2 separate regions of the Homo sapiens genome follow, and region 1 is linked to region 2. Evidence: read pairs that join two places in POLR2A ChIA-PET (ENCODE). Cell type or tissue: Panc1. All regions are shown on one strand. Each heading gives the region's core, and the rest is flanking DNA. Links, peaks and the distances in the headings are about the cores only. Region 1 overlaps NSMCE1-DT (NSMCE1 divergent transcript). Region 2 overlaps LOC105371155 (a long non-coding RNA gene).

Region 1 (9,122 bases), core at 430-8,429, 140 kb after region 2:
TTAAAGAGAACTGATCAAAGGCTGAATTCAGGGCAAGCTCATCAAAACCCCCAACCCAAGCTTCTGAAGAGTTCTTGAATTGTGTTGGCCGTTCTGATCCCACTAGTTTTCTGCACTTGCTCTTCCAGCAGCCTCAGCACCCCCTGGGAGCTCGAGACATCTAAGGAGTTGACTGAGGCCCCTCCCTGACATACTGAAGCGGAATCTGCATTTTAGCAAGATCTGCAGGTGAATTCTGAGCGTGTGAATGCTTGAGAAGCCCTGATCTGTAACACATTTAGATTCTTTCACATACCGCACACCGCATGCTCTTAAAGATTATTCCAACAGTAATATTTATCTTTCTCTCTCTCCCTCTCTCTTTCTCTCACTGGGAGCAGGTTGTAAGTCATTTCCACTTTGCATGTGTTTCATTTTCTTTTTTTTTTGAGACAGGGTCTTGCTGTGCCATCCAAGCTGGTATACACTGCTGAATACTTGTAAGGCCCTTGATACTATTTGATAGGATGAATGCAAAAATTGAATTTAAAAAATGAATTTTTTGGCCGGGCGCGATGGCTCACGCCTGTAATCCCAGCACTTTGGGAGGCCGAGACGGGTGGATCACCTGAGGTCAGGAGTTTGAGACCAGCCTGACCAACATGGAGAAACCCCATCTCTACTAAAAATACAAAAATTAGCTGGGCATGGTAGCAGGCGCCTGTAATCCCAGCTACTCGGGAGGCTGAGACAGGAGAATTGCTTGAACCCAGGAGGCAGAGGTTACAGTGAGCCAAGATCACGCCACTGTACTCCAACCTGGGTGACCGGGAGAGACTCCATCTCAGAAAAAAAAAAAAGAATTTTTTAAAGAGATAGGGTCTCACTCGGTCATCCATGCTGGAGTACAGTGGTGTGATCTTAAGTCACTGCAGCCTCAAACTCCTGGGCACAAGTGATCGTCCTGCCTCAGCCTCCCAAGTATCTGGGAGTACAGGTGCATACCACCACACCCAGCTAATTTTTTATTTCTTGTAGAGATTGGATCTCACTTTGTTGCCTAGGCAGGTCTCAAACTCCTGGCCTCAAGTGATCCTCCCTCCTTGGCCTCCCAAAGTGCTTGGATTACAGGTGTGAGCACCCAACTGTTGTGTTTCTTTTTAAATGGACAAAAATGGAGAACTTCCTCCTCTCTATGGTTCTTCTTTATTAGTCTACCAGCTCCTTTGAGTCCCCCTTTTTATGATTTGGAAATTATTTATTCCTTTGGGAGCAATAAACAAATAGTTCCAAATTGCTGCTGCTTCTTTTGTCTTCAATAAGATGTAGACACCAGGATTAGGGATGGAGTGTGGTTGGAGGATGAAAAAGTAAAATCCCTACATAGAGTGTCTGTTGCAAATAAAGAGCTTGGTGAATATTGCTGCTGTTCTGATGTTTCCAGAGTGTTTTACTCTTTGTCATTTAATAAGGCTTTTTAAAGTTATGACTACAATTTGATTGAAACATATAGATATTATTATATATATGCCACCGTCATAAAAATAGAGATGCAATCATATTTTTAAATCTCTTTTAATTAAAACTCACTTGAGACCAGGCATGGTGGCTCATGCCTGTAATCCCAGCACTTTGGGAGGCCGAGGTGGGCAGATAACCTGAGGTCAGGAGTTCGAGACTAGCCTGGCCAACACGGCAAAACTCCATCTCTGCTAAAAATACAAAAATTAGCCGATCGTGGTGTCACATGCCTGTAATCCCAGCTACTCGGGAGGCTGAGGCAAGAGAATCGCTTGAACCCAGGAGGCAGAGGTTGCAGTGAGCCAAGATTGTGCCACAGCACTCCAGCCTGGGCTACAGAGCGAGACTCCGTCTCAAAAAAAAAAAAAGAAAAGAAAAAAAGAAACCTCACTTGAAAATGGATTAGAAAACCACAGTTGAAAAGAGAGTAACTGGTTGACTCACCACGTTTTTCATTTTCAGCCAGGCGTAGTGGCTCATGTCTTTAATCACCGTACTTTGGGAGGCTGGGGTGGGAGGCGCACTTGAGGCTAGGAGTTTGAGACCAGCCTGGGCAACACAGCAAGACCCCGTCTCTACGGAAAATTTAAAAATTAGCTAGGTCTGGTGGTGGTACACACTGATGAATACTTATAAGGCTCTTGATACTATTTGATAGGATGAATGCAAACATTGAATTTAAAAAACGAATTCAATTCCTATAGTCCCACCTACTGGGAGGCTAAGGTGGGAGGATCGCTTGAGTCTAGAAGTTCAAGGCTGAAGTGAGCTATGATCACACCACTGCACTCCAGCCTGGATGACAAAGAGAGACCTTGTCTCTAAAAACAAAACAAAAATTTCATTTTCATTCAGTTTTTACATTCATCTTAACAAATCTTATCAAGAAAGTGCTCAGCAGTGTGGTAAGATGCAAAGATGAATCTCCGTAGTCCTTAGGTCAGGTTGCTCTCAGCTGGCAAGAAAAAATAAGATAAATGCACATTAGTAAGTGTAATCAACAAAGGAATTGCTGGCCAGGTGGAATGTCTCACCCATGTAATCCCAGCACTTTGAGAGACTGAGGCAGGAGGATCGCTTGAGCCCTAGGAGTTTGAGATCAGCCTGGGCAACATGGTGAAACCCCGTGTCTACTAAAAATACCAAAATTAGCAACGTGTGGTGGCACACGCCTGTGGTTCCAGCTACTGGGGAGGCTGAGGTGGGAGGATTGCTTGAGCCCATCTGCAGAGTTCAAGGCTGCAGAGCTCACAGGCCTGTGGTCCCAGCTACTGGGGAGGCTGAGGTGGGAGGATTGCTTGAGCCCATCTGCAGAGTTCAAGGCTGCAGAGCTCACAGGCCTGTGGTCCCAGCTACTGGGGAGGCTGAAATGGGAGGATTGCTTGAGCCCACTGTAGAGTTCAAGGCTACAGTGAGCCATAGATTGCACCACTACACTCAGCCTGGGTGACAGAGTGAGACCCTGTCTCAAAAAAAAAAAGAAAAGAGAGAGAGAGAAAGAAAGAAGAAAGAAAGAGAAAGAAGAAAGAAAGAAAAGAAAGAAAGAAAAAGAAATTGCTACTAAGTGCTGTTAGTTTATCAGTTAAGCTGGTTTAGGTACAAGAAACTGATGTGATAATCTAAGCAAAAAAAGTTTATTGGAAGGGTAGGAAGGGTATTGGTGTATATTATTCAGGACAGTCCAGGTCATGCTGCTATAACAAACATTCTCAAAATTATTATTTCTAGGTAGTGGAATCTACCACATGTGGATCAGCAGTAGGCTCTGCCCTCCTTTCACTCAGACTAATGGAGGTTCCACCATCTGGTGGCTGCAGCCCTGAAACATGAAGCCTTGTTGGTGTGACCATGGCAGGGGAAGAAAGAGGCTGGGGGTTTGCACAGGGGGTTTTTACTGCCTCAGCCTGAAAGTGACATGTGTCCTTTCTACTCTAGGATCTCTGGTGAGAACTAGTCACAAGATCTTCCCTAAATGCCAGAACACTGGGAAATGAAAGGGAACAATGGAATCATTGGCGAGCATTACTGTCTCTGCTCCAGGGTGGCTCGTAGACTCAAATGAAAATGCTGGAGCCTCAGATTTGGGACTGAATGTGGACCAGAGAACTTGGCAGACCTTGCCAGCAGCAGCTTATGGAGGTCTGGTCAGGCTGTCATCCATTTTCAGCTATCTGTCACCCTCTCAGGATTTGCACTGGAGAAAGAGTAAGAGCAGAGAGAGAGAGAGAGAGACAGAGAGAGAGAGAGAGAGAGAGAGAAACAACTGATTGGCCCAGGCGGGTTCTACGTCCCACTTGAAACACAAGTTAATGGACAACTTGATTGACAGAGTTGCACTAAAAGGTGGTGGGGGGAGTTCATCCAAACAAAACTGGGGTGCTGTTACAACAAGAGAGGGAGGGTAGGTGCATAGTGAGCAAAAGTACACACTTGCTGCAGAGCTGGTCCAAATACCCACTCTTCAGAGTTGACATCATCTGGAAGGTTTATAGAAGTGGGGGCTTTCCAGATTAGCTTTAGAGGATGGGATAACTGATGCAGAGGAAAGGTAATGCAGGCTGAGAGGCCCGTGTAAGCAAAGTGAAGCTGCAGAAGAGTGCAATCATTTGCAAGAAAGAGAAGGCTGGCTGGGTGCAGCGGCTCACACCTGTAGTCCCAGCACTGTGGAAGGCCAAGGCGGGAGGATCCCTTGAGCCCAGGAGTTTGAGACCAGCCTGTGCAACACAGGGAGATCCTGTATCTACAAAAAATTTAAAAATTAGCCAGGCATGGTGGTGCATGCCTATAGTCCTAGCTACTCAGGAGGCTGACGTGGGAGGATTACCTGAGCCTTGGGAGGCTGTGGCTGCAGTGTGTCATGATTTTGCCACCACACTCCAGCCTGGGCAACAGAGTGAAACCCTGTCTCAAAAAAAAAAAAAAAAATGAGAAGGCTATTGAGATTGAACAGAGGATATGATTTGCAGTTACATTTTCACCCCAACTTACCCAGCTTATCTTTCCTTCCCGTGGTGTCAACTCAGGGGACGCAAATGGGTGGAGGCTGGTTGGAATGGCTCATACTACATCATGAGATTGGAGCCTGGTCCTCCATGTTGGCTGAGAGTCTCAGTTCTCCTCCACGTGGCCTCTCCTTGTGGTCAGCTTACATTTCCTCAAAACGTGGCAGTCTCAGGGCAGTTGGGTTTCTTGTGTGCTGGCTCAGGGCTCCGGAGAGGATAACATCAGAATATCTTGTTCTTCCTCAGGCTTGGGCCCAGACTAGCACAGCATCATTATCTTTTTATTCTGTGAGTTAACATATTTCAGAGGACCAGTGCAGATTCAGAGTGGAGAGGGCTGCATAAGAACACGAACACTGGGAGGTGGCTTCATTTGGGGCCATCTTTGGAGACCAACTATGATGCATGATGTAACTGACCTGAATTCCCAAGCCCCTACCCCCAGCTCCAGCATAAGGTAGGTAAGAAGTGACTGGCAACATAAGTGGGTCATGTTGGAGGAAAGGTAAGTCTGGAGCTAGGCCTTACAGGTGTTCAGTGCCACAGATGAAAATGATGGTGCCAGGAAAGAGGTAGGGCAGGAGGTCTTTCTCTTCATGGGCCTCTTCCCAGATTTCCCCTGTGGATCTTGTTGGCAAAAACTGAATCACATCAGCACCTCTTACTGCAAGGAAGCCTGGGCAAGTCAGAATCCGTGAAAGGGAAGTGGGATTGTTATTTCTGGCCTAAGTCAACCCTGATTCATTCTCCAGGCATGTGTGGGCCATTGCAGCCTGAATTAATCAGGAGGGAAGAAGAAGTGCGACGATAACTGGCCAGTGATACACAGTGGGAGGTCAGTACAAACCTACCCCAAAGGCCGAGGAAGCTGAGAGGTTGAAGAAAGAGGCTGACAAACCCAGTTTTTCAGAGACAAATTTTTGTTGTTGTTGTCATTGTTGTTTTTAGAGACAGGGGCTTACTCTGTCACCCAGGCTAGAGTGAAGTGATGTGATCAGAACTCACTACAGTTTTAACCTCCTGGGCTCAAGCAGTCCTCCCACTTCAGCCTCCCGAGTAGCTGGGACTACAAGTCACACACCACACCTGGCTAATTTTTTTTTAATGTTTTGTAGAAACGGCCTCACTATGTTGTCCATGTTGGCCTCAAAGCCCTGGGTTCAAGTGATCCTCCAACCATAGTCCCCCAAAGTGTTGGGATTATAGGCTGGAGCCGTGGCTTCCTAGAAAGAAGCATTTAACTGGGACTTGTGAAGAGAAGCCACGTATCCAATGGTTGAGAAATAGTAGTCCCCTGTGCTGCTACCTCCCAGCCCCAAGACCAGGGCTTATATACCATAGGGAAATTGCCTAAGGGCAGGATTTATGATTAGCATGTGTTTACAATAACATCAAGGTTGTTTTGACCTAAGGGCAGGCTTTGCAGTAAGTAGAAATCTTAGAGGCATTCCTGCAACTGTGGTGAATCTTAAGTCAACATGGTGGATCTGCATCCAAAATGGAGTTGCTTTCGCCTCACAGTAGGCGACATACAGAGGATGTCACAAGCAACAAAAAACAGGGAAAGCAGCTTGGAGGATATAGCTTTACTTCAGGTGAGAGGAGGGTGGGGCTGGACCAGGGCAGAAGCAGCAAGGAGTGGGAAATAAGCCAGATGTGAAAATGAACACAGAAGTGGAGGGTACTGCGTGGAATACTATGCAGCCATAAAAAAGAATGAGATCATGTCCTTTGAAGCAACATGGTTGCAGCTGGAGACTGTTATCCTCAGTGAATTAACACAGGGACAGAAAACCAAATACTGCATGTTCTCGCTTATAAGTGGGAGCTAAACATTGAACATGCATGGTCATTAACATGGGAACGATAGACACGAGGGACTTCTAGAGGGAGGATGGTAGGAGGGGGCAAGAGTTGATACGCTTCCTATTGGGTACTATGCTCAGTACCTGGGTGATGGGGTCATTTGTACCCCAAACCTCAGCGACGCACCATTTACCCATGTGACAAGCCTGAACAGGTACCCCCAAAACCTAAAAGCTGGGAAATAAAAAAAGAAGCAGAGTGCACAGCCCATGGCTGCTGTGACTGTCTTTCACAAGCGAGAATGGGAAAGAGAGACAGAGAGGGAAGTCAACAATGACAACATCATTTCCAGCTTGCTTAATTGGATGGTGACACCGTCCAAGCACAGAAGTTAGCTCGCGAGAGACAATGACTTTGCCCTAGGCATTCTGAGGGCAAGAGGTGTGAGAGAACATGCTCAAGGTGTGGATCATGAAACACGAGGGCATGGGCCAGGTCGGGGGGCTCACGCCTGGAATCCCAGCACTTTGGGAGGCCGAAGCAGATGGATCACATGAGGTCAGGAGTTCGAGACTAGCCTGGCCAACATGGCAAAACCCCATCTCTACTAAAAATACAAAAATTAGCTGGGCGTTGTGGCAGGTGCCTGTAATCCCAGCTACTTGGGAGGCTGAGGCAGAAGAATCGCTTGAAACCTGGAGGTGGAGGTTTCAGTGATCCGAGGTCGCACAACTGCACTCCAGCCTAGGTGACAGAGTGAGACCACCCTGTCTCATAGATAAATAAATAAATAAATAAATAAATAAATAAATAAATAAAATACTAGGGCATGGGAGAAAGGACAGGGCTAAATGTGGAGACTTTAAATGACCAACGCAGAACTGTAGTCAATGCCATGCTATGGGCTGGGTGCAGTGGCTCATGGCTGTAATCCCAGCACATTGGGAGGCCAAGGCGGGAGGATTGCTTGAGCCCAGGAGGTCAAGAATAACCTGGGCAACATAGGGAGACCACGTCTCTACAAAACAAAATAAAACCAAAACAAAATCATCACACTATGGAATGATGTGTCTGCTTGTACCAGGTCTGGAAGAATGCACACCCAATGCTCACAGAGGTTCCATCTGGGAAATCGGATTGGACAGGGCCAGAATAGATCCGGGGAAACATTCACTGAATATATATACTTATGTATTGTGGAAGCTTTGATGGTGGTCATGTACCCAAGAAGGGAAAAAGTAAGTTTATAAATGAGCAGAACCAGAAGAATGCTAGAGGAAAAAGGAGAGGATGTGAATGATTACATTTAGAAGGCAGGATGAGAAGTGAGAGGAGGTGATTAGAGAGGTCAGGAGAAACCAGGAGGGTAGGTATGGAATCTTGGAAATTAACAGAAGAGAGCATTTCATGAAGAATGAACAGCTGCAGAGAGAAAAAGATTGCATGAGAACTGGGAAAAGAAAGGCTTTGTGTTTGGTGACACTGTCATAGCTGACCCCAGAAAGCATGGTTTGAGTAGAGTGGCCCAAAAGAGAAGGATACTGGAAGGGGAGGATCAGTACCAGAGATGAACTACAGTCGTATATAAAGAAATGTGATGACATGAGGAAAGAGAGCACTCATTGGGGTCGAGAAATGATACTTCTTGCCTCTGGGAGAGTGATCATATCCTTAAAATTTTTTTTTTTTTTTTTTTTTTTTTTTGAGATGGGGTCTCACTCTGGCACCCAGGCAGGAGTGCAATGGTGCCATCTCAGCTCACTACAACATCCGCCTCCTGGGTTCAAGTGATTTTCATGCCTCAGCCTCCTGAGTAGTTGGGACTAGGCACCCGCCACCAATGCCTGGATAATTTTTGTACTTTTAGTAGAGACGGGGTTTCACCATGTTGGCCAGGCTAGTCTCGAACTCCTGACCTCAAATAATCTGCCTGCCTCAGCCTCCCAAAGTGTTGAGATTACAGGCGTGAGTCATTGCACTCGGCCTTAAAATGTATATTGATACCACTCCTCACTTCTAGCTTGTTTTTGACCTGCAAACCAAGAAGTAAGCATTACATCAACCTGTACAAGGTGCACATCAGTGATTCCTGCAACATCCTGCATCATGATGGGACCGGTAGTTGATGTGGTAAAAATATGTTGTGCATTAGTCTTTCCCACGAAATTTTTTCTAGCCACAAAATTAACCAGAAATAAGAGAAGCATAGCCCCATCCCCCCTTTTCTCAGCAACACAGAAAGGCAGTGTCTCCAACACAAGAGAATGAATAACCTGCCAAAAACTAAGTTAGAAATACTGATGAAACCAGGTTAGATGATACGCCGTAGTTTCTCTGCCATCCCACAGTGGATTGAAACCATGTTACAATTTGATGATGGGATGTCCCAGAGCAAATGAACAAGGTTGTGCCAGCAGAAATGAAGCCTGAGGATTTGGGGTCATTCACTTGTGAATGATTCCTCTCTCCCTGTCTTCTTTCTCTTCCTTTTTGCTGTATTTTTTTTCATGTACTCACTCTCTTCCACAGACAGACTGCGGAACTGCCCATGAGGCCAAGCACCTATTAGTAGACCAAGAAGCATCACCCATCCATGGCCTAAGTCGGCAGCCAGCTATTGTTCTCATCTGAGTCTGGGAGTTCAGGATTTCCATCCTGACCCGGCTACTTTCTTTCAACAGTTACCCACTGTAAATTTCCGAATACTTTCAGCTACTAATCCCAGTGTACCCAATTAAAAATGGCTTTCCTAATAAAGGCATTTCAGATCGAATTTAGCAAAGTGTTCCAAGGTAGGAGTTTCCAGGGCTGGGG
Region 2 (9,122 bases), core at 767-8,766:
AATTGTCATGGTACTTGAGGGAGTGTATTTTAGAAGTTAATGCGTTATAATTAACACATAATGAGCAGTGAGGATGACCACAGGTCACTTTCTTCACCATCTTGTTTTTGGTGGGTTTTGGCCAGCTTCTTTACTGCAACCTGTATTATTAGCAGGGTTTTTATGATGTGTATCTTGTGATACCGGTCCTGCGGACCTCCCACCTCATCCTTTGACTAAGAATGCCTAGCCTCATGGGAATGCAGCCCATCACGTTTCAGCCTTAATTTACCCAGCCCCTACTCAATGATGGAGTTGCTCTGGTTCTAATGCCTCTGACCCCTAAGCCCATGGGATTCCTCAACATGGCCACTGGGACCTCAAGCAACCCCAATGCAGCTTCCATCCTGGAAGGCCCTAAAGATCGTGGCACCCAAAACCAGGACCCTCCAGAAACTGAGAAACCCATCTGGGATGGCATCCAGACAGCTACGGGGGTCTGTTCTTGGGGGGAATTTTTGACAAGTTAAGATTGCAGGGGCCTGATAATAATCACAGGGAGGTCTAATAGTTAATAGCATTGGCAGGGACAAGGCACAGCCATGGCAAGAGAGCATTCAAATCCACTTTGTGTCTAAACCTCTCACTCCCTGACTTTTCCACACAGAATGAGCCTGAATAGTCTGATATGCATCATCAGGTTCCTTTCGTCGTTTTGATGTGCAACAAGTTGTTTTTTTTTTTTTTTTTTTTTTGAGATGGAGTCTCCCTCTGTCTCCCAGGCTAGAGTGCAGTGGCCCGATCTCAGCTCACTGCAACCTCCGCCTCCCGGGTTCAAGCGATTCTCCTGCCTCAGCCTCCCGAGTAGCTGGGACTACAGGTATGTGCCACCACGCCTGGCTAATTTTTGCATTTTTAGTAGAGACGGGGTTTCACCATGTTGGTCAGGCTGGTCTTGAACTCCTGACCTCGTGATCCGCCCGTCTTGGCCTCCCAAAGTGCTGGGCCAGTTTCTTTAAAACACTCCACCTCAGCTATTTCCCCAAGTCATTACTGCACGTAAGATTCTGGAGTCCTCCTATGGGAATCCAGCCCCATAACCTCAAAAATAATATGTCGATAACTGGGACCTCCGCAAACTCAATGCTAAAGTTGCCCTTGACCTGGTGATTCCGGACGAGTGAGCCCCAAAATTAGAGCTTATCCCAGGAGGATTGCTGGCTTCACCCAGGAAAGAATCAGAGGGCTAGCTGGTGGTGTTAGACAGCAACTTTTATTGAAGTCCCAATGAACAGCAGCAGCAGAGGGACTGCTTCCCTGTGGAGCAGGGCTACCCTACAGGCAGTGTGTCCAGAGTAGCAGCTCAGAGACTGGTCTGCAGTCATGTTATACCCACTTTTAATTAAATGCAAATTAAGGGGTGGCTTATGCCGACAGTCCCAGAAATAGGATGATAACTTCCAGGTTGTCAGGTCATTGCCATGGAAATGGGGATTAACTTCCAGGTGTTGCCATGGCAGTGGTAAACTGACATGGCACTGGCGGGCATGTCTTATGGAGAGGCGCTTTGGCCTCTTCCCTGTTTCAGCCAATCTTCGATCTGGTCCAGAGTCCGAGCCCCGCCTCCAGGATCAAATCCCACCTCCCACGTCCCTGGGTTGGTGGCATAGATGATGGCAGTGCTTCCAAAACCTGGTGGAATTTTTTTTTCTGCTATTATACAAAAAAGTATACATAAGAGATGTGCAGCTTGGTGCAGTGGCTCACGCCAGTAATACCAGCACTTTGGGAAGCCAAGGTGGGAGGATCATTTGAGGTCAGGAGTTCAAGATCAGCCTAGCCAACATGGCGAAATCCCGTCTCTACTAAAAATACAAAAATTAGCCAGGCGTGGTGGTGCGTGCCTGTAATCCCAGCTACTCGGGAGGGTGAGGCAGAAGAATGACTTGAGCCCAGGAGGTGGAGGTCGCGTTGAGTCGAGATTGTGCCACTGCACTCCAGCTTGGGCAACAGAGCCAGACCCTGTCTCAAAAAGGTAAAAAAAAAAGAGAGAGAGAGATGTGTATAGTAACAATTTGAAGCAGCATCAGAGGACATATAGTCAAAAGATTAACTTCCCACCTCACTCGGCCACCAGTTCCCATTTCTCGTCCCCACTGTAACAGAGCATACGTTAATATACCCTCAAACTCCCCTCCTCAAAGGAGACACACCATGAGGACTTGCACCATCTTGCTTTGCCCCTTAATATTTATTGGCCATTGTGCCATAACAATAGGTATAAATCTGTCTCATAATTGTTAACAGTTATGGATGCATCATTATTTAATGGGTCCCCTCCTGACAGGCCTTTAATAAGTTATTAAACGCCATACCTCATCCTCACAGCAGCCTCTTGAGACACACATATTATGCCTATTGTACCAACTAAAATGATTAGAATAGGAATCCTCAATCCTCTATTCTAATTCAATAGGAATTAGAATAGAATCCTCAATTCTATGCTGGCTGCAGCGTACAATCACCCAGGGTGCCAGTGTGCCCGTCAGAGGCTGAGGTTCAGTGACCGACTCTCCCCCAGCCTCTGGCCCCAGCTGCTGTGTGTGCTGCTCAGACCTGTGCAAGGCACCACCAGGCCTTGCAGCAATTCATCCACCCGTTTTTATTTTGTATTAAAATTGTTATTCCTGCCTGCTGCCGCTACCTCCAGGCTATTTCTCAGGACATTAACCTTTATAGTCCTCCTCTACCACTGTTCCTTGGGGTTGAATTTTATTCCACTCAGGAGACCAAGGGACAGAGCCACTGCAGCCACAATAACTGGGCAGTGAACACCCCAGGATCCCGAAGAGCTGCCCATCCCAGCTGAGACTGGTGGCCTTTGGTTCAGTCCTCTGGATTGTGATTTGGACCCAGACATAAATGCAGAGAAAGACACAGAGAACGGTGGAGAGAATGTAGACAGAGGAGAGAGAGAGAGAGATAGAGACAAAGAGCTGTGTCCTCATGTCCAACTGTACAAAGATGGCTTGTAGGAATTTCCCATCAGGTAAACAAATCAATATGAGTCATGTACTAAGACACTGCTATCGATGAAAACAGCTGAGATTATTAGTGCCCACTGAATGCCAAAGAAAACATAGACATCACCTCTGGTTCTCTCTGAAACCCTACAAGGAACTATTGTGAAGAAACTATGACCCAGTGAATTAAGTGCCTTTACTTAAGTGTATCAGTCAGCATAGGCTAGGTTATGCTGCTATAACAAACAATCCCAAAAATCTCAGTGGGGTGAAATAACAGAGACCATAAGATTAGCTCTCACTCAAACTAAATGTCCATCAGGGCTTGACAGTGACTCTGTTCCAGGCCACCTTCTCTAGTGGACAGGTTCCTCCACTGCTGAGACAACCCCATAAGGAAGAAGGACCAATATAGTCCCCAGTGATGTGTTGGTGAATGATTAATAACAGTTCTGTGAGGGTAGACAGTGTCTGTGTGTGTGTGTGTGTGTGTGTGCACGAACACGCATGTGTGTATACATATCTTTATTATAAATTTTACTGATAAAAGATGTATTGTACACAGTTTATAAATAGTAATAAAATATACAAACTCTTTATTGAAAATTGTCTATAGCCAAATGATTCTCACGGAAAGCTTTTGTTGATTTTTATTATACAACTCTGACATCCATAGCCCACCTAGAGTTCCAATGAATGACTCTATAATGTTTTTTTGCTATTCACAATGTAACAGCTACCAATATGACACTTTTCAGTTTAATTTGCTTTTTCTTCTATTGCTTTCTCACGTCTATACAAGAACCCAAACAATTCATAGAGACCTGATTTGTAGTGTTTGCCCATTTTTGGTGGTATAAATGCTTCCGAAATGGCCAATGTCAAGCTTGCACAGTGAGGTCACTGCATGCAGAACAGGGAAAGAAGTGTGTGTTCACACACTGTTATGTAATATTTCCATCTTACAGATACAATGGACATAAATACATTCAAAAACTTAGAGAGTAGTAAAATGCAATAAAACAAGAAGTGGTGGGTTTGGGGTATTTCTTTCCTTTGTTTTTAATAAAATGTGTTTAGCTATAAATTTACATAATTTAATTTTTAATGATGGCTGCAGTTAATCGCTGGCTTAGAAAACTCCTGCATGCCTCTGTTATATTCCCCCAGCTGCTAGAGTTCCCCCATGGCCCTCAGCTGTCAGCCCTCTGTAGGAATTACCCTCGGATGAAGAGCTCCCTCTCACCCAAGATCACCTCCCTTTCTTTCTTTTTCTTTCTTTCTTTCCTTTTTTTTTTTTTTTTTTTTTTTTTTGAGATAGGGTCTTGCTGTATTGTTCAGGCTGGAGTGCAGTGGCACAATCACAGCTCACTGCAGTCTCGAACTCCCAGGCTCAAGTGATCCTCCCAGCTCAGCCTCCCAAGTAACTGGGACTACAGGCTTGCACCACCAGCTAATTTTTTTGTATTTTTTATAGAGATGGGGTTTCGCCCTGTTGCCCAGGCTGGTCTCAAACTCCTGGGCTCAAGCGATTCACCCACCTCAGCCTCCCAAAGTGCTGGAATTACCTCTCCCCTTCCATAGGGGTAGCTCACATCCAGTGAGCTGTTGACATGAGGGTATAAAAGCCCAGATTATTGCTGCAACTTGGGACATGACTGAAGGACCACAAGTCTCAGAGCTCTTTGTGGAGCCCACTCCTCTGTCTGCCCAGTTGGGCTTTCTTCCTCCCACGTGAGTGCAGGTACTGAGAACACAGCCTGGTAAACTTCACACGTTAGTCTCCGTCTAGAGTGTTCTTCCCAAGGAGCCCCCACAACGCTGCCACTCCAGGCTCCAGGCTGATGGAGCAGCTCTGTCTGGAGCAGTTATTCGGTCATTACCAGAGTAGGAAAGAGACCTCTGAAGGAGCTCACTTCTGCTCCATCCTCATTGGTCAGAGCTAGTCATATGATCCTACCCAACCATCCTTCCTAATTCTCCAGAAGTGGGAGAGCCAGTGATATAGTTTGGAAATTTGTCCCTGTCCAAATCTCATGTTGAATTGTAATCCCCGATGCTGGAGGTGGGGCCTGGTGGGAGGCATTTGGATCACGGGGGGCAGATCCCTCATGGCTTGGTGCTGTATTCGTGACAGTGAGTTCTCGTGAGATCTGGTCATAAAAGTGTGTAGCACCCTGGCTTTTTGCTTCTGCTCTCACTGTGTGACGTGCCTGCTGCCCCTTCACCTTCTGCCATGAGTAAAACTCCGAGGCCTCCCTAGAAGCTGAGCAGATGTCAGCATTATGCTTCCTGTACTGCCACAGAACCGTGAGCCAAATAAACCTCTTTTCTTTATAAATTACCCAGCTCTGGGTATTTCTTTGTAGCAATATGAGAATGGACTAATACAGCCAGAATACTCAGCACACACAGCACTCAATAGTGATCACTGCTGCACAATCACACAGCTGGCCAACAACAGCTCTGGGGTGGAATTCCAGGTCTCTGTGACCACAAATCTATGCTCCTCTCCTTACACACCATTTGAGAATTGAGACTCTCACTTGGACTGGTCACAGTGGCACGCACCTATAATCCCAGCTACTTGGGAGGCTGAGGTGGGAGGATCTCCTGAGCCCAGGGTTGGAGATTCCTCACTAGGTCTTGAGAATATGAAGATGAATAATGTTCATTCCCCATCCTGAGCTCCACCCTGAAACACCCACAACACTAAAGCTAATATATAGACTTGTCAGGTCAGAAATCCACAAACTGACTGAATCTTAGTATCCCCAGGATACCCCTAAAAGACCCCTCGTTGGTGTCAAAAAATACACTTCATTCTCCTGTCTCACATACACTGCAGTCATCATTAATCAACTATGACACTTTCTCCTGATGAGCCTGGATGGGGCAAGAATCAGGAGTCACAGCTCCCAACAGACATTAGCAATCAATCAGAGAAAGTGCATAATTTGAAAACTATTTGTCATTTGGAAACCCCTCATTTCATATATGGGAAAATGGAGGCCATAAACCACATGGTAAGTCAGTTTGGCCACGTAGCTGACACTGCAGCAAAGATATATGTGCAGGTAGGGCAAAAGGCAGTCTTCCTTAAACCCCCAGAGTGTTCACTCTTGGGAGGAGGAAAGCCAGCCTCAGCCCAGGAGCTCTCTCCCAAGTAATCCACCTTGATTAGGTGATAATAATATTCATAACAAAAAACAATATTTGCCACTTATAGGGCAACTTCCAGGTGTGAGGCCCAGTGTTAAGTGCCTTAAAGGCACTTGTCACTTCTCCTCCTTAAACCATCCCACTGGGAGGCTAAGGCAGGCAGATCACTTGAGCCCAGGAGTTTCAGACCACCCTGGGCAACATGGCAAAGCTCCATTTCTACAAAAAAATACAAAAATTAGCCAGGTGTCATGGTGCATGCCGGTAGTCCCAGCTACTTGAGAGGCAAAGGCAGGAGGATCCCTGGAGCTGGGGAAGCAGAGGTTGCAGTGAGCCACAGTCGTGCCATTGCACTCCAGCCTGGGCAACAGAATGAGACCCTGTATCAAAAAAAAAAAAAAAAAAAAAAAAAAGACCGGGCACAGTGGCTCACACCTGTAATCCCAGCACTTTGGGAGGCTGAGGTCGGTGGATCACGACGTCAAGAGATTGAGACCATCCTAGCTAACATGGTGAAACCCAGTCTGTACCAAAAATACAAAAAATTAGCCGGGCATGGTGGCAGGCACCTGTAGTCCCAGCTACTTGGGAGGCTGAGACAGGAGAATGGCGTGAACCCGGGAGGCGGAGCTTGCAGTAAGCCAAGATCGCACCACTGCACTCCAGCCTGGGTGACAGAGCTCTCAAAAAAAAAAAAAATTCCCAAGGTGGTTAGTGATAGGTGATATGATGTCTGTCCATTTGAAAGACAGAAAACCAAGACTCAGAGACATAAAATAATTTGCCCAATATCACACAGCCAGCAGTGATGATATTGGTTTCACTGAATAAATGTTTACTATGTGCCAAGTCCTCAACTAAGGGATGCTTTATCTCTTTTAATCCTCACAATAGTCCTATGAATGGGGTGGTATCATTCTCATGCTACAGATAAGAAACTTAAGCCCGGAGACAGTGGCTCATGCCTGTAATCCCAGCACTTTTAAAGGCTGAGACGGGAGGATAACTTGAGGCCAGGAGTTCCAGACCAGTGTGGGCAACATAGTGAGACACCTATCTCCACCAAAAATAAAAAATTAGCTGGGTGTGGTATCACATGCCTATAGTCTCAGTTACTCAAGAGGCTGAGGTGAGAGGATCGCTTGAGCACAGGAGTTCAAGGCTGCAGTAAGCTGTGATCACACCACTGCACTCCAGCTTCAGTGATGGAGTGAGACCCTGTCCCAATAAAAAGAAAAAAGAAACCTGAGACTCAGTGAGGATGTATCCATTGGCCTAAGCTCATTAAAGTGGGATTGGAATCCAGACAGCCTGACTCTACCATTGTCTTAGTTCAGGCTGCTATAACAAATACCATGGACTGGTGACTCAAACAACATTTAGTCCTCACACTTCTGAAACTGAGAAGTTTCAGATCAAGGTCAGTGTCAGCTGTGTGGCCAAATCCAAAACCATGTGCCTACAGATTTGGTGTCCGGTGAGGCTTCTCTTCCTGGTTTGCAGATAGCCACCTTCTTACTGAATTCTGACATGGCAGAGAGATACATCACCTTTCTTATGACTTTTTTTGGAGGCGGAGTCTTGCTCTGTCACCCAGGCTGGAGTGCAGTGGTACAGTCTCAGCTCACTGAACCTCCACCTCCTGGGTTCAAGCAATTCTCCTGCCTCAGCCTCCCAAGCAGCTGGGACTACAGGTGCGCGCCACCATGCCTGGCTAATTTTTGTGTTTTTAGTAGAGACGGGGTTTCACCATGCTGGCCAGGCTGGTCTCAAACTCCTGACCTCAGGATCTGCCTGCCTCGGCCTCCCAAAGTGCTGGGATTACAGGCATGAGCCACGGTGCCCAGCCTGGGCCACCACGCCCAGCCTTATGACTCTTCTTATAAGGTCACTAACCTCATTAATGAGGGCTCCATCTTCATGACCTAATTACCTCCCAAAGGCCCCACCTCCTAATCCCATCACTTTGCGGGTTAGGGCTTCAACATATGAATGGGGTAAGGAGGAACTAACACTCAATCTATAGCAACCATTCATGATCATGACAGTGTCAACCTGAAATAATCAAAAGGATCAAAAACCAGTTTAAAAGCGTTTATTCAAGCACAAAGCTGAGAATGGTCATTTGAGTAACATAGACTCCAAAGAACTGGGTTCAGTGATTCAGGATGAAAAGTTAAGATCTTGCTTATACAGGCAGAAAACAAAGAAATTTAGTAGGATTATAACATTTTCTATACAAGGCTGGTTCATGAGGTACAACAATTGTATTATTTATAGTTTGTTTTCTTTTCCATCCAGCTTGTTTTCTTTTCCTTTCCAATTTAAGAGGCTGTATTTGACAGTCCACTTTAGACAATGATAGCCAAGAGGTCTTTGTGTGATTCCAATCCCACTTTTGTGAGCTTAGGCCAATGGACGCATCCTCACTAAGTCACAAGTTTCTTTTTTCTTCTTACTGAGACAGGGTCCTACTCTGTCACCCAGGCTGGAGTGCAGTGGTGCAATCATAGCTCACTGCAGCCTCAAACTCCCATGCTCAAGCAATCCTCCCACCTCAGCCTTTTGTGTGGCTAGGACTACAGAAAGGGAAGTTTATCTAAAGTGAAGATCAACAGTTAAGAGGGAAAGGGTCTTCTCTGGAGCCCTTTAGTCCTTTACAACATTTACAATACAATATAGGCAGGAGAAAGGCTAATCTAACCAGAGAAACAAAGGTGACAGGTGCCCAAGTTACAGCTGCCTCTCATGTGGTTCAGGCCCTATAATCACATTCCCTTAAGGCTCAAAATGCTTTAAAGTTCCAACAGCTTAGATTTGAATTACTTATTTTCACAACAGTAAATGGTAATAAACAGAGAAGTCAGTATTTGAACTCTCTGTTAGCCTGAAGTCATCAATTACTAATCTCTACTAACCCTTCTGGCAAGGCCTTTGCCCACCTCAGGGTGATGATAA

Evidence for each region. ChIA-PET counts read pairs that join two places held together with the same protein. Peaks named below come from ENCODE experiments on the same cell type or tissue, not always from the same donor. Only the 100,000 strongest peaks of a DNase experiment are listed, where the experiment ranks them.
Region 1: POLR2A ChIA-PET joins it to region 2 with 14 read pairs; 2 of 35 experiments call an interaction of 5 or more read pairs at or near these places.

What each region holds. Positions count from the first base shown.
Region 1 is chr16:27,281,408-27,290,529 of GRCh38, forward strand. It overlaps NSMCE1-DT (NSMCE1 divergent transcript), which reads left to right. Exons shown (of 5, transcript NR_037184.1): 2 at 129-228; 3 at 5,255-5,337; 4 at 7,393-7,546; 5 at 8,838-9,061. Among named protein-coding and RNA genes, the nearest start is that of NSMCE1, 17 kb to the left of the region's middle. In Panc1, for the core only: no CTCF peak of the experiment used is centred there; a DNase peak (open chromatin) is centred at 5,234.
Region 2 is chr16:27,142,607-27,151,728 of GRCh38, forward strand. LOC105371155 (a long non-coding RNA gene) reads right to left here. Exons shown (of 3, transcript XR_950956.2): 3 at 8,704-9,122. Among named protein-coding and RNA genes, the nearest start is that of LINC02129, 29 kb to the right of the region's middle. In Panc1, for the core only: no CTCF peak of the experiment used is centred there; no DNase peak of the experiment used is centred there; H3K27me3 peaks cover 622 bases.